Regions from separate parts of the Homo sapiens genome. Here regions 1, 3 and 4 are each linked to region 2. A link is a contact called in ENCODE Hi-C or POLR2A ChIA-PET data. All regions are on one chromosome and are shown on one strand. Each heading gives the region's core, a stretch centred on a gene start or an enhancer-like site at or near the end of the contact. The rest is flanking DNA. Distances are from core to core; before and after follow the strand shown.

Region 1 (3,538 bases), core at 134-2,633, 280 kb before region 2:
GTCAGTGCCATCTGCAGAAGCTCTGCTGTGCAGATGAGCAGGTCATGGCACCGGGCCAGGTGGCCAAAGCCAGCACGTGGTCCCATGTCCCCACTCAGGGTTGTCACGGTCCAGCGTCCATCCAGCATGCGCCTGAACTCTTCACCATGCTGGGTCACCAGGTGCACCTGGGGGTGGAGAATGAGCTGGGAAAAGAGAGCTGAATCTGGGGCCAGGGGTAGGGAGGCGGTAAGGTGACCCGCAGGACATGGCTGGGTACTGAGCCAGGGTGGAAAGACAGGTGAGCTTAGCGATGGCCACAGCAGCTTTGGAGTTCTGGTGGGGACTGGGAGATGCCTGAAGAGCTAAGACCCTGCTTGGTGGTGGGAGAGCGGGGTAGGGACAGACCACTCACCCTGTTGACCAATACAACCACCTTGGCTCCATCCACAGTCTCTAGGTGCCGCTTGGCCACATAAGCAGCCGCCCGGGTCTTCCCGGCACCCGTGGGCAGCCAGATGATGATATTCTTGCCCTCCAGGGCAGGCATGATCACCTCCCATTGGTAGGACCGAAGCTCCATTCTGGGAATGGCAGGGGACTCAGACCCACCGACTCCTCCACCCCTCCCAACTCCTGGCCAGACCAGTCAGTACAGAGACCTCCCTTTGCCCAGGACTCCACCCCACTTGAGGGAGGTGGGGCAGGACTCCCTCAGAACCCATCAGGACCCTGCTCTGCCCAAAAGGGGGAGGCGGGAGTAACACAGGCTACACCTGCCCCCTGCCCAGCCCAGGACTCACCTGCTCTAGTAGGTAGGTCTGCCCAGGGCAGTCCCACTTAACTCAGCCTGGTGCCACTCTGCTCAGCTCAGAGACCCAAGATGGAAACTGAAACTGAGGGAAGGAGCCAGCTGAGCCGACTTAGGAATCTCCCATCCCCGCCCCAGGAAAAAGAACCAAGAGAAAAGAACCGTTTGTGCTAACAGTCATCGCCAACTGCCGTGAGTACAAACTCCGGTTAAGTACTGCTGCTGCGCCAGCGCCCTGGCAGGCATGATCACCTCCCATTGGTAGGGCCACAGCTCCATTCTGGGAATGGCAGGGGACTCAGACCCACTGGGCCCTCCACTCATCCCAACTCCTGGCCAGAGCAGTCGGTACAGAGACCTCCCTTTGCCCAGGACTCCACCCCACTTGAGGGAGGTGGGGGGGGGGACACCCTCAAAACTCATCAGAAGCCTGCTGTGGCCAAAAGGTGGGGGTGGGGGGGGGTGGGAGTAACACAGGCTACACCTGCGCCTTGCCCAGCCTGGGTCTCGCCTGCACCACCACGTAGGCCTGCCCAAGGCGGCCCTGCTTAGCTCAGCCTGGTGCCGCTGTGCTCAGCGCAGAGAGCAGAAATCAGAAATGGAAACTGAAACTGAGGGGAGGAGCCAGCTGAGCCGACTTACGAATCTCCTATCCCTGCCCCAAGAAAAAGAACCACGTGTGCTAACAGGGAAGCACTCTTTCAGTGCTACAGGATCCTCTACGCTCTGGCCCTTCTGCAGTCAGTTGTAACCACATCCACCCAGGTTAAGGTGAAGGCAGGAGGTTCTGACCCCTGCTGCCCTGGCATCTGGATCAGGAGCAGCCTGGAGGAGGGAGAGGTGGGGGGCTGCAGGCAGGTAGGACCCATCACCCCAGGAGCACAGGACCAGGCCTGAGGCTTGCTGGGGAGAGCAGCCTCCAGTTTGCAAGAGGTCCCTGGGGGCCAAGGTGAGCCTGCTAAGGCTGGGACTACACCAAAGAAACAATCACACAGAGAAATAAAAAGCTTTATTATTCCCTCTAAGGGATTAATGCCAGGGAATGAATGGTCCCCATACCCCCCACCCCTGGGGGAGACTGACAGAACAGTGCTGGACAAGGCATGGCCCCCTTCAGTTTGGGCTGAACTTCCAACCCCTGAAGCCATCACTCAAGCTAAAATGAGCAGTTCTGGTCCTCAGGGAAACAGCCACCTGGGCCAGGCCCAGGAATCCAAGCCTCCAAAGCTCTTGGGGACCAGGCCTGGGGGCCACCACGGCTGGGCAAGGTTCATCCCTGGCCACCAGCTACTCTAGAGGGGCTGGGCCCCAACCCAGGAGACCTCTCACACACAGTGAAGGCTGGGACAGAGCTGCACGCTTGGGGGTGCCTGAAGGTCCAGAAAGAGCTGCAGGATCGGGTCCGGAGGACCCTTGGCTGGAGTGTCTCAAGCTGAGTCGGGTCCGTGGGGCCAGGGCACCCCCTAAGGATCAGATCAGAATCCGAGGTGGAGACATTCCAGGTCAGGGCTGCGGCCCAAAGATGGGCCTACTTGTCAATGAGGCCTCCCTCCTTGAGCTTGAAGTAGAAGAACTTCTCCAGGGCGCTGGCACAGCGGCAGTACTCGCTGTCCGGGGGGTTGTACTCGCGACAGTTGGCGATGACCCGCTGCAGGTCGGCCACAAAGAGCTTCCGGGTCACGTAGTAGCGGCTTCGCAGCCGCTCAGTCATGGTCTTCAGGTCTGGGGCAGCAGGAGACGGAGCACAGCTTTAAGAGGCTGAAGACCACGGCAGGGCTGTCCACCAGGGTGGGCCCCCTGGGGCTGCAGGGCGCAGTGAGGGCAGGAGCAGGTGTGGGGACAGAAGAGGAGGGAAGGGGATGGAATGGAAGGTCCTCACCAATGGGGAAGCGGATGACCTCGTAGTAGTCAGGGGCCTCCGACTTCTTCACAGGCTCCATGAAGGGCCAGGCACTGGGGTGAGACTGGAGAGAAGAGCCGGGCTGGGGACAGCCCTGCTGCGCCCACGCCAGCCCGAGACCACTACCCACCCCACACTGCATCAAGAGGCCACAGCCATTGGTGCAGGGGCCCTGGAAAGGAAACCTGGTCTCCCCACCTTGATTTGGGCCAGCAGGTTTTTGAGGGTTGTGTAGAGCTGGTCGGGGTCCTTCAGCTCCTTCCTGGGGCGAGAGACACCAAGTCTGAGGCTCCAAGTCCCTCTGCCCCACCCCCAACCCGGCTCCTTTGACACTCACCCCTTCTCCTTCCCCAATGGCTTCCAGCCTGTCTCTCCTGCAAAGTGGGAAGTGGGAGAATGTCTCTAAGAATGCCAGTCCACACCCCAAGCATCGTGCCCCCACTACCCTGCAACTGAGACCCCTGCTTACGAATGCCAGGAACGCTCTCCACAGGGATCTGCCTCACGCCCTCCTTGAAGCAGCTGAGCCCCGGGTAGACCTTGCGGATCTGGGCCTGTTTGCGCTCAATCAGCTTCTTGATGATCTGAGGGAAGGAAGGGACTGAGGGGCCAACTCCAGCCCCAACAACAACCCCTCCCAGGGCCACAGTCGGAGCCACTGGCTGCACCCACCCAGCTGCAACGCCACCTAATCCAGCACCTCCCCTCATAACTTCCCCAAGGGAGCAGAGCAAGAGCCAAGATCCTGGCCTGCCCCTCCTCACTCACACACATATATGCATGTAGACGTAGAACAGGTCTACACACGTGTGCTCGCCCTCTGCATGCCCATTCATGAAAAATCCCAC
Region 2 (3,110 bases), core at 488-2,987:
TTTCTAAGTGATTATTCTTCTCAAATGAACTACATAAAAAACAAAAGATTCATGAATTTACTAATGGTTCTTTGTGATGGATGTGCTAATATAGAGACTAAAATCAAGGCTCCAACCTCTAAAACATTTTTTTTTAAATTCCAGACTTGTTTCCCCATCCCACTGTGCAAACTGAACAAAAACTGGGCTAGCACTCCTGTCTGGAACATGTAATAAGGAAATAAATGTGCTGACTCAGAGAACACAGACATATTTAATATAAAATAAGATAGAAAACTGGCTGAACCAAGTCATAACACAGTCTAAATCCACATATAAAAGATTGAGATGATTTTCTGCTTTGCTTTATTCAAGCCCAATGCTTTATCAGCACAGCCAGCCAAAAATTTACAACCCATACACAGACTATGTAAACCTTTAGTTGCACATACAGTAAGACCAGCAGGTACACACTATACACATTTTTAATTAAAAAAATGACTAACCACTGATTTTGTCACCACACTTAACAACGACCTGATATGGCACAGAGTGATGTGTACCAAACATGGAAATACCAACTTGGGCGACGGTTTGAATCTTGTTAACTTCAGTGCAACCACACCCCCCAAATGCATGTAAAGTTTGCACACATGGTTTTTTCAAGGCCAGCCTGTCTTTGTTTCCCTCTCCTCTGCATTTACCCAAGATCTTGGCTCTGAGACAGAAAACTCCCACTCTCAATTGGTTCATTCCGTCCTATGCAATTAAGCAACACCACAATCCAGTAAATGCAATGGCTCAATTATTTATCTTCTGGCCGACTTTACCAGGTATTTGGAAAAGGACAATGTCAAGAGGTTTATTTCTCTCTCTAGAGCTGGCTTGACGGGTTGATGGGGATTTTATTTTGTCTTTTTTTCTCTTTTTTACAAGGCGGGGACGTGGGGGGAGCATAATTTAACCTAGAAAAAGATGCGAGGGAATTTAGAAAGAGTACCGGTCTGTCAATTTCCCTACAGGAAACTTGATTCTTATGCAATAAAGCCTACCCACGACCAGCCAGCCCGTAAGGCTGCAGGCGACAGACACACCTATTCCTGCCTCCAAAAGGGCACAGCTGTCTCCTGAAGGAGCGGGAACAGGGCAAGCGGAGGAAGTGGCTCAGCGGGAGCCGCCGACCGGGCGGGGAGGAGGCGCTTTCCGACCCCCCACTCGCGCCGGTGATCCCCGTCGGCGTGACAGTCGCTCCGGTGGCCGGAACGTCCCCAGGGCCCCAGGGAGCAGGAAATCGGGGGACTGTCCCTCACTCCTGCCGCCGCAACCGAGTGCGCCCTCGCCCCACGGTGCCCCCTCGAGCGCGTTCTGTTTCTCCGAAGAACGAAACTTCCCTCCAGCGCCCCGAGTCCCTTCCGAGGCCCGCTCCTGTCATCCCGAAGAGTCTTCCCTCAGGGCGACCCTCCGCGTCTCTTCATCTCTCCCGGCCCCACTGCAGCGTCCATCACAACATCCCCAAGGTCCCAGAGGCCCCCTGCCGCTGCGGAGCCCCCGGGTCCCCAGGCCTCCCCAACGGCCCCACCCTGCACCCCCTTCACCTGTTTCTCCGGCAGAGGCCGAGAGGCCGGGGCTGCGCGTGTGCCGGGGACGGGCGGCGAGGCTCCCTCAGGCCGAAGGGCCTCTCCGAGCCGAGGGGGAGAGACAGCGCCAAGCCGGGGTGCCTGTCCAGGATCCGGTTGGGGCTTGTTCCCTCGGCTGCGACGTCGGAACCCCCGGCTCCCCCTCCCAGTCTGCGCCGCCGCAGCTCCGGAAACCGCTGAATTACAGCCCCTTCAGCCAATCCTCGCCCAGCCCCAGCCTGGCCGAGGCACGCCGTCATGCATAATTCATGAAAGGCCAGCTCGTTCGGCCACCCAGAGGTCCCAGTGCGTGTGCGGTACAGCCGAAGCCCCGCCCACTGACCAATGAGGAGAGCAGCTAGGAGAAAGGGCGGAGCCAAGAGGAGACTGATACGCCCCTGTGCTGGCTGTTCCGACAGTTCGGTGCTCCTCCCTCCGCCACAGCGAGGGAAGAGCCGAGGACTTGGGCACAGAAGCCCGGGGGGAGGGAGGGAAGATGACCGGAATGTCCTGCTGAAAACTCAGCTGAGTTCCTGGCAGTGCGTGACGTCAAGGCACTTTAAATGCCCCTGATACAGCTCCCTCCTGCCCGCTCTCCCTTTTCCCGGCCCTTGGCACCACGTGGTGGCGAGGTTGAGAGCCTCTTACCACGCGGGAATCAGCTAGTTAGATAGTCCCCAGGTATCTCCAGATCCTCTGGGGACCCAACTCCTGAATTGGGTTCTGGGGACAACAAAAAGAACATGGGTGACTCCGCCTGCTTTGAACTTCAGTTTCTGCGTGAGCAGGGACACACACACCCGGAAACATGACGTGGAAATAGAGTAATTACTAGAGTGCGTGGGGAGAGGGTAGTGGATTTAACCCCGTACTCCGTTCCATCACTTCAAGCATCAAACGCCGACCAGCTAGCCCATTGGCCCGTACAGGCGAATGCAGAAGACGGTGTATACGAAAGCTGATAACGTGTAGGGCTTGACATTTTTATGCGTCTGAATTGAAATACATGAAATGTTCTGCCTTTTTCTTTTCCACCTTGCCTACTTGGTATGCAAGTTTTACTGAATTGAAGCCAGTGGTTGATAGGAAATGTAGACATTTTGCCTTTCATAATAGAGGATGAACTTTGCATAATGGAGTGATTTCTGTGTATGTGCTGATACTATCAGGGTTTTTAATTTTTATTTTTTTGGGTCTTTAAAAATATGTTATTAATATTTGTGTTTGTTTAATACGAACAGGTATAAAGACAAAAATCTAAAAAGGACCCATTATCTCACTGCTCAGCTAACCCCTGACATATTTTTTTTCAATGAACCTAATACATGTTCCTGTTTAGAAAATGCAGACCGTTCAGAAAGGTCAAAAATATTAAATGAAAATCTTTCCCTACCCCCATCATTCCTTCTCCCCAAGGATAGCTGTTCTTATTAATTTCTAGTGAGAAAAATCAATGACTCTTAACCTTTGAAGGCAGTCACAGATCCTTCTGAGTGTTTGAAGGAGACTAGATTC
Region 3 (3,189 bases), core at 286-2,785, 290 kb after region 2:
ACTGACCACCCTCTTAGGCTAACTCCCCTAATCGCAGTGCCCTGCTTCCCTCCCTCCCCCCTCCTCTATATTTATCCACCCTCCGCCTCCGCCAGGTGCTGGCGCCGGCCCCGGCGGCGCAGCCCGCCCCACCCGGGCACCGAGCCACTGGGCCTGCTGGGGACCCCTGCGCGGGGGATGGGAGCCTGACCCGGGCCACAGCACACGGGAGTCTGGCCGCCAGTGTGCAGGAGGGATGGGGGAGGAGACGTCAAGGGATGGAGGTCTCCCACACCAATCGTGCCTCCGTTTCCCCACGGGGAGATTCGACAAAACCAGGCAGCAGCCCAGTGTCCCTCACCATCCATCCCCTCAGGGGTTTCCCAGGAGCCTCACCCGGGAAAGCCGAGAGTTCTGTCCTGAGTGGCAGGGTAATGAGGAGGGGTCCTCAAAGAGCTCCCACCTCCCTCTCCTTGGGGTCCCCGCCACAGACCCCAATCCTGGGATGACTTCTCCCCCTCGTCCAGGTCTCCGCAGCGGGAGCTCTCGCATCTGGCCTCCGCACTTGCGAACTGGGAGCGGAGGGGGACCCAGGCGTTCGAGCCGCCCAGCCGGCCTCGCCACATTCCTCGGCGCTGGCGGAGGCGGAAGGAGACGGGATGGGACGCGGGCCCAGCGGGGAAGGGAGAGGCAGGGCCAGGTCGGGCCACGCGTGACGCCTCCCCTGCCTCAGGGCCCCCAGCAGGTGGATAGCGCCCAGCCTGCAGCGGGAGGCCCACAGGCACATCCCGAGTAGGGCTGCTGCTCCGAGAGCTCCCGGGGGCTTTGGCCCCCAGGCAAAAAACTCTCCCTCATCCCTAGTTCGCCAAGCGCGCAGCGTGTGGCTGGAGGCTGGAGCGGATCAGCGTGACGGCCGGTTACAGCGAGAGTGATTGAGACGAGGCTCCGAACCCCCGGGACTTACCCTCCCGCCGCCCGCTGGACTCGGGGTCCGCAGCTCAAAGGTTTCCTCGTCCTCGTCCTCGTCCCCGTCCCCGCTAAGCTCGCCGTCCCCGTAGTCCCGGTGCAGAAGAGTGAAGCCTCGACGGCAGCAGAGAAGCCACCATAGTCCCCCGGGGAGAGGCATCCGGGCGAGGAGCTGCGGATGGGGGCGCGGGCAGCCGCGGCCGAGCAGTAGGGGGTCGGAGGAACTGGCGGGGCTCCGACCCGAGCAGGGGAAAGATGAGGTGGGAGGAGCAGAAGGGAGAAGAGGACAGGGAGGAGGCAGTGTCCTGGGCTGGGGTGCAAGGGGACGCTAGCCAGACGCTGAGGGGGGCTCAGTGTCTGGGCCCCCGGAGGGGGGAGGGGGAAAAGCGTCCAGGGCCCCGGGAGAGGAGGGAGCAATGTCCGGAGCTGGGAAGTAGTGTCCGTTGGAGTGTCCAGCCCTGTGGGGGGCAGTGTCCGGTGCAGCGTCCGAGGTGGGCAGTTGTCCAAGCTCCAGGGAGGGTCGTGTCCGGTAGGGCGTCCGGTGGCCGGGGCCCGGGCCGCGCGCGCTGCGCTCCCTGCAGCCCCGGGACTGGCGCGCTGGGGGCGCGAGCACAGAGCTGGGACCCCGCCCCCCCGGCCCCCTCCCTCCCGGGGGGCCCCCCCTCTCTCTTCTTTCTCTCCTCCCTTCTTTACTAGGCAGGGTCCAGGTTTCGTCACAGTCTCCTCTGTCCAATCCCTGTGCCTGGCGCCGGGCGCGGCTACCAATCAGACGGCTGAAACCGCGTTGGGTTGCATCATGTGCCCCTGGCTTGGTGACAGCGGGGAGGGGCGGGGAAACAGGGAGGGAGGGGACGAGGCTATGTTAGCCACGCCCCAGTCTCTGAGGTCGGACGCGGGGTGCTAGTGACGTCACGGAAGCCCGCCTTCAGGCTCTTGTTTTAACTCTTGGCTCACCAACCAATTAAAAACCCTGTTGAGGAGTTTTGGCACAGGACAGAGGAAAACCCAACTGCCGCTCTCTGAACCCCTGTCTCGTCTCAGGGTCCCTGAGAAAGGGAAACGCCTTGGCTACTAAGAGGATGTCCAGACCTGCGAGGACACAGCTCTGGAGGTGGCCCTCCACGTCTGGGGAGAAGGAGTCCAGTTTCTCCAGTTTCTCGGTCTGATTCAGCTCTCCCCCACCCTTTTTTTTTTTTCTTCCAGACAGGGTCTCGCTGTCTTGCCCAGGCTGGGGTGCGGTGGAGCCATTATAGCTTACTACAGCCTCGAACTCCTCGGCTCAAGGGATCCTCCCACCTCAGCCTCTCCAGGAGCTGGGACTACAGGCGTACACCACCATGCCTGGCTAATTTTTTAAATTTATTTTTTGTAGAAATGGAGTCTCACTATGTTGCCCAGGCTGGTCTTTAACTCCTGGGCTCAAGCGATCCTCCCAGCTTGGCTTCCCAAAGTGCTGGGATTACAGGTATGAGCCACTGCACTCGGCCTCACCTCCTTTTCGAGGTGAAGGAGTTGAGGCAGGCACTCTGGGAAGGTGCAGACCTAGGCCGGAAATAAAATCGAATATAGAGCTCACAGCTCACCGAACTCAGCTGGGGAGACTGACTTGGATTCTAAGGAATTCTGTGGTCTCCGAATACAGTGGAGGCCTCTTAGGGCTAATATCCTGCGGCTCTGTATAGGAAGGGGTTAACTCAGGCGCTAGGCGGCCGGGGCGGGGCCGCGGCCTCCGCGGGCGCGCGCGCGCGTTGCTGACTCAGCGGCGATTCCAGAGATCTTGGATGGAGGGTTCCAGGTCGGTCCCCAGTGGCTGGCGTGTGGGACCCTTTGAGGATCGGCGCCGTCTCCGGGCCTTCCCTGGATCCTGGCCCCTAGAGGCCGTGGGGGACCCCTTTTCGCCGCTGCTGCGGGAGGCTCTGAGGACTGCTAGCCTGGGCAGGGCTGGGCTGGGCGGGGAGGGGCGGGGAAGGGCGGGACGGGCGGGGCCGTCAGGCCAGCACCTCCCTTGAGACCTCCTCGCCACGCCCCGCCCTTCTCGACCCTAGACTCCAGGCTGGAGCGGTGGGGACAGCTTTGCTGACCGATATTAAACCGCGAGAACTGTCGCACGTGAACACCATCCTGCCCGTTGTGATTGTGTAAAACAAAGACCAGGAATCAATGCGAGCGTGTCTAGGAGGCCATCTCGGCCGTGGCCTCTCTCCACATGAGAGTGGCCTGTACTGAGAGATTACCTAGGAATGG
Region 4 (3,490 bases), core at 406-2,905, 460 kb before region 2:
CAGTCCTCAACTCATCAATGAGCCCACCTTAACTTAGAACAGGACCAGTTTCACTGCAGGTCCTTAAACCTGTTGCTGCTCCTTAAACACCCTGTGAATGTACACACCTCCAGCCTTTGCACATGTTATTTCCTTTTTTTTTTTTTTTTTTGAGACAGGGTCTTGCTTTGTTACACAGGCTACAATGCAGTGGCCCAAACATGGCTCACTGCAGCCTCGACCTCCCACGCTCAAGTGATCCTCCTGCCTCAGCTTCCTGAGTAGCTGGGACTACAGGCACACGCCACCACACCCAGCTCACTTTTGTATTTGTGGTAGAGACAGGGCTTCGCCATGTTGCCCAGACTGGTCTCGAACTCCTGAGCTCAAGCGATCCTCCCACCTCAGTCTCCAAAGTACTGGGATTACAGGCATGAGCCACCACACCTAGCTCTCATTCTCTACTTACGTCTACTGGGCTCCACCATACTCACCCTCAGCTCAAATATTACCCCTCTATGAACATGTCTCTAACCCATCCCAGACCCTGGCTGAATCATTCATTTGCCTGGGTTTCACACCACTTTGTCCTCATCTCCCTCACAGGCACACAGAACTTTTAATTACTAGTTAATATCACTTAAGTGGCCGTTACTTGTTTATACATCTTTCTCCCCTATTAGATAAAACTCCTTCAAGCAGGGACCATATTATTTCTTATATTTTGAATTAAACCTTTTGAGATAATCATAGATTCATATGCAGTTCATAAGAAATAAATACAAAAGAGATCCCATGTACCCTTTTCCCAGTTTCTCCCAATGGTAACATCCTTAAAAACTTTAGTACAATAACACAACCAGAAAATTGACACTGATACAATCCACTGATCTTACTCAAATATCCCCAGTTTTACATGTATGCCGTGTGTGTGTGTGTGTGTGTGCATTTGTAGTTAAAGACATCTTTTTACTATTTAAACTTTAACAATGACATTAGGACGTTTTGGAAGTAACGTAGTAAAGGCAGTTAAGCAAGCTACTTAGGGTATCGTTGGAGCCCAGAAGAAGCACCTAGTCCACTTTTGGAGGAGTGGTGATGGTGAGGGAATGGGGAAGGACGTCAGAATATGCCTTGGTCAAGGCCCGCTACTAGTAGCTGCTCAAATAACTGCGTTAAATTATGTTGAACCCAACGTTATTTTCCATGTTTTCTTATGCAAATCCTCGCATCCCTGAGTGTTCCATTATTTTCATATTTATTTGGCAGGTGGAACATTCGAGGCTGGGAGCCCTTACATGCCCCGCGAGAGGTCACGCAGTTAGGAAGTGACAGGAGCGAAGTCAGCCCAAGTCTGCTGACTCCAAGCCCAGTGCTCTCTCCCCCTAATGGCGGTACGCCGTGCACATATCCTTACCACGTATGCCTCATCCCTATTCGGAACTTTGCCTCCAACCCTCTTCCTGTTTTCTTGGCTGTCTTACAAGGGAGCCTTTTCAGGCAGCAACTCCAGAGAGAACCGCCAGAGCGTGCAACAGCAAACACTAACCAGCCCAGCCGTCAGCCACGCAATCATCACTCCCTGGCCCAGTGCGCGGCAGAACTGGCGCAAGCGCACGCCGGCAGGTTGTACCCAGAATCCGGGCCCTTGCCAGACGGGGGCGGAACCGGAAGTCGCTGTACATCTCATGGTTGCTAAGAAACGGAGCTTCCACAAACCAGATAGAGGTTCTCCAGCTTTTCTTTGATTGTCTCTGCTTTAGCGTCTCTAAATCCGGTCACCATGTCGGACCCCGAAGGCGAGACCTTGCGAAGCACCTTTCCCTCTTATATGGCCGAAGGCGAGCGGCTCTACCTGTGCGGGGAATTTTCTAAAGCCGCGCAGAGCTTCAGCAACGTGAGTCGAGCTCTCAACCTATCCATCACCCCATCACCCGTCACTTTTTTTTTTTTTTTTTTTTTTTTTTTTTGTGACGGAGTTTCGCTCTTGTTGCCTAGGCTGGAGTGCAATGGCACGATCTCGGCTCGCCGCAACCTCCGCCTCCCGGGTTCAAGTGATTCTCCTGCCTCCACCTCCCAAGTAGCTGGGACTACAGGCGCGTGCCACCATGCCCGGCTAATTATTTTGTCTTTTTAGTAGAGATGGGGGTTTCACTGTGTTGGCCAGGCTGGTCTCGAACTCCTGACCTCGTGATCCACCCGCTTCGGCCTCCCAAAGTGCTGGGATTACAGGCGTGAGCCACTGCGCCTGCCCCCTGCCCTCACCTTTTGATTGCAGATAACACTGAGGTCTTGATGATGCCTGGAGGACCCTGTTGTTTCTATTATTCACTGATTTTTGATGGACACACTGCTGTCACAGATAAGCCCTGTGGTTGGCCATTTTCTACCAGTTCCCACTTGCAATCTCCATTCTCTGCGTTAACAGTGACCTTTTCCTCCACTTTTACTTAAATGTTTCATGATTAACCGGCCTCCTTCCACAGAGCAGCCTTACCTTCCCATCATTTGCTGGCAGATTGGATGGGAGGTTGCATGCAGAAGCCTCAATGTCCCCAGCACACCGTTGCTTATAAAAGGTGGCCAGTAAGCAACATATGATTATTATTATCAATTTTGAGACAAAGTTTTGCTATGTTGCCCAGGCTGGAGTGCAGTGGCAAGATCTCAGCTCACTGCAACTTCCGCCTCCCCAGGTTCAAGCGATTTTCCTGCCTCAGCCTAGGGAGTAGTTGGGATTACAGGCATGTCCCACCACGCCTGGCTAATTTTTGTATTCTTAGTAGAGACAGGGTTTCACCATGTTGGCCAGGCTGGTGTCGAACTCCTGACCTCAAGTGATACACCTGCCTCGGCCCCCCAAAGTGCTGGGATTACTGAGGTGAGCTGCTGCACCAACCAGCAACATTATTATAGTAACCCTAGTATAAATTGCATCATCCCACCCTAAGGGGATTGGGTGATGGTTTTTGTTGTTGTTGTTGTTGTTGTTGTTGTTGTTTTGGAGACGTAGTCTTGCTCTGTCTCCAGGCTGGAGTGCAATGGTGCGATCTTGGCTCACTGCAACCTCCACCTCCTGGATTCAAGTGATTCTCCTGCCTCAGCCTCAGGCACACTGCTAAGCAGACTGGATTTTTGTTGTTGTTAAGATGGAGTTTTGCTCTTCTTGCCCAGGCTGGAGTGCAGTGGCGCAATCTCGGCTCACCCCAACCTCCACCTCCCAGGTTCAAGCGATTCTCCTGCCTCAGCCTCCCGAGTAGCTGGGATCCCAGGCATGCACCACCATGCTCGGCTAATTTTGTATTTTTAGTAGAGACGGGGTTTCTCCATGTTGGTCAGGTTGATCTCGAACTCCCCACCTCAGGTGATCCCCCCCCACCTCAGCCTCCCAAAGTGCTGGGATTACAGGCGTGAACCACCCCACCCAGTGCATACTCAATTTTATAGATTAGGAAATATACAGAAGTTGAGCAACATGCCCAAGGTCGCTAAACTAGCAAGTGGCAGAGGA

What was found. A loop is a pair of places that touch in the nucleus more often than their neighbours do. ChIA-PET counts read pairs that join two places held with the same protein, here RNA polymerase II (POLR2A). Pooled maps may share reads with other maps.
Region 1: a map of B cell shows a loop between it and region 2 (2.5-fold over the local background). The contact joins the promoter of DHX58 here to the promoter of STAT3 in region 2. A Hi-C loop is called at or near these places in 2 of 168 maps with a recorded cell type or tissue (B cell and OCI-LY7) and 10 of 50 pooled maps. POLR2A ChIA-PET finds 5 or more read pairs at or near these places in 12 of 52 experiments (B cell, CD4-positive, alpha-beta T cell, CD4-positive, alpha-beta memory T cell and 9 more).
Region 3: a loop to region 2 is called in a map of B cell, with 14 times the contacts of the local background. The contact joins the promoter of PLEKHH3 here to the promoter of STAT3 in region 2. A Hi-C loop is called at or near these places in 4 of 168 maps with a recorded cell type or tissue (B cell, CD4-positive, alpha-beta memory T cell, dorsolateral prefrontal cortex and 1 more), 16 of 37 single-sample maps with no recorded cell type and 13 of 50 pooled maps. POLR2A ChIA-PET finds 5 or more read pairs at or near these places in 2 of 52 experiments (CD4-positive, alpha-beta memory T cell and HEK293T).
Region 4: a loop to region 2 is called in a pooled map, with 7 times the contacts of the local background. The contact joins the promoter of ODAD4 here to the promoter of STAT3 in region 2. A Hi-C loop is called at or near these places in 6 of 50 pooled maps. POLR2A ChIA-PET finds 5 or more read pairs at or near these places in 5 of 52 experiments (A549, CD4-positive, alpha-beta T cell, WTC11 and 2 more).

What each region holds. Positions count from the first base shown.
Region 1 is chr17:42,111,331-42,114,868 of GRCh38, forward strand. It overlaps DHX58 (DExH-box helicase 58), which reads right to left and starts at 1,384. Exons shown (of 14, transcript NM_024119.3): 1 at 1,275-1,384; 2 at 783-875; 3 at 395-563; 4 at 1-167. The coding sequence starts at 562. It overlaps KAT2A (lysine acetyltransferase 2A), which reads right to left. Exons shown (of 18, transcript NM_021078.3): 14 at 3,160-3,274; 15 at 3,028-3,064; 16 at 2,889-2,952; 17 at 2,670-2,754; 18 at 1,781-2,512. The coding sequence ends at 2,319. RefSeq lists enhancers at 892-991, 1,232-1,751.
Region 2 is chr17:42,386,705-42,389,814 of GRCh38, forward strand. STAT3 (signal transducer and activator of transcription 3) reads right to left here and starts at 1,738. Exons shown (of 24, transcript NM_139276.3): 1 at 1,575-1,738. RefSeq lists silencers at 1,079-1,158, 1,389-1,668 and an enhancer at 2,189-2,458.
Region 3 is chr17:42,675,459-42,678,647 of GRCh38, forward strand. PLEKHH3 (pleckstrin homology, MyTH4 and FERM domain containing H3) reads right to left here and starts at 1,536. Exons shown (of 13, transcript NM_024927.5): 1 at 944-1,536. The coding sequence starts at 1,105. RefSeq lists silencers at 37-196, 1,317-1,376, 1,467-1,716, 2,577-2,656, 3,007-3,096 and enhancers at 1,827-1,926, 1,947-1,996, 2,127-2,206, 2,187-2,688, 2,689-3,188.
Region 4 is chr17:41,928,962-41,932,451 of GRCh38, forward strand. It overlaps ODAD4 (outer dynein arm docking complex subunit 4), which reads left to right and starts at 1,656. Exons shown (of 12, transcript NM_031421.5): 1 at 1,656-1,876. The coding sequence starts at 1,763. It also overlaps a transcript of ACLY not described here. RefSeq lists enhancers at 779-1,682, 1,395-1,484, 1,665-1,764.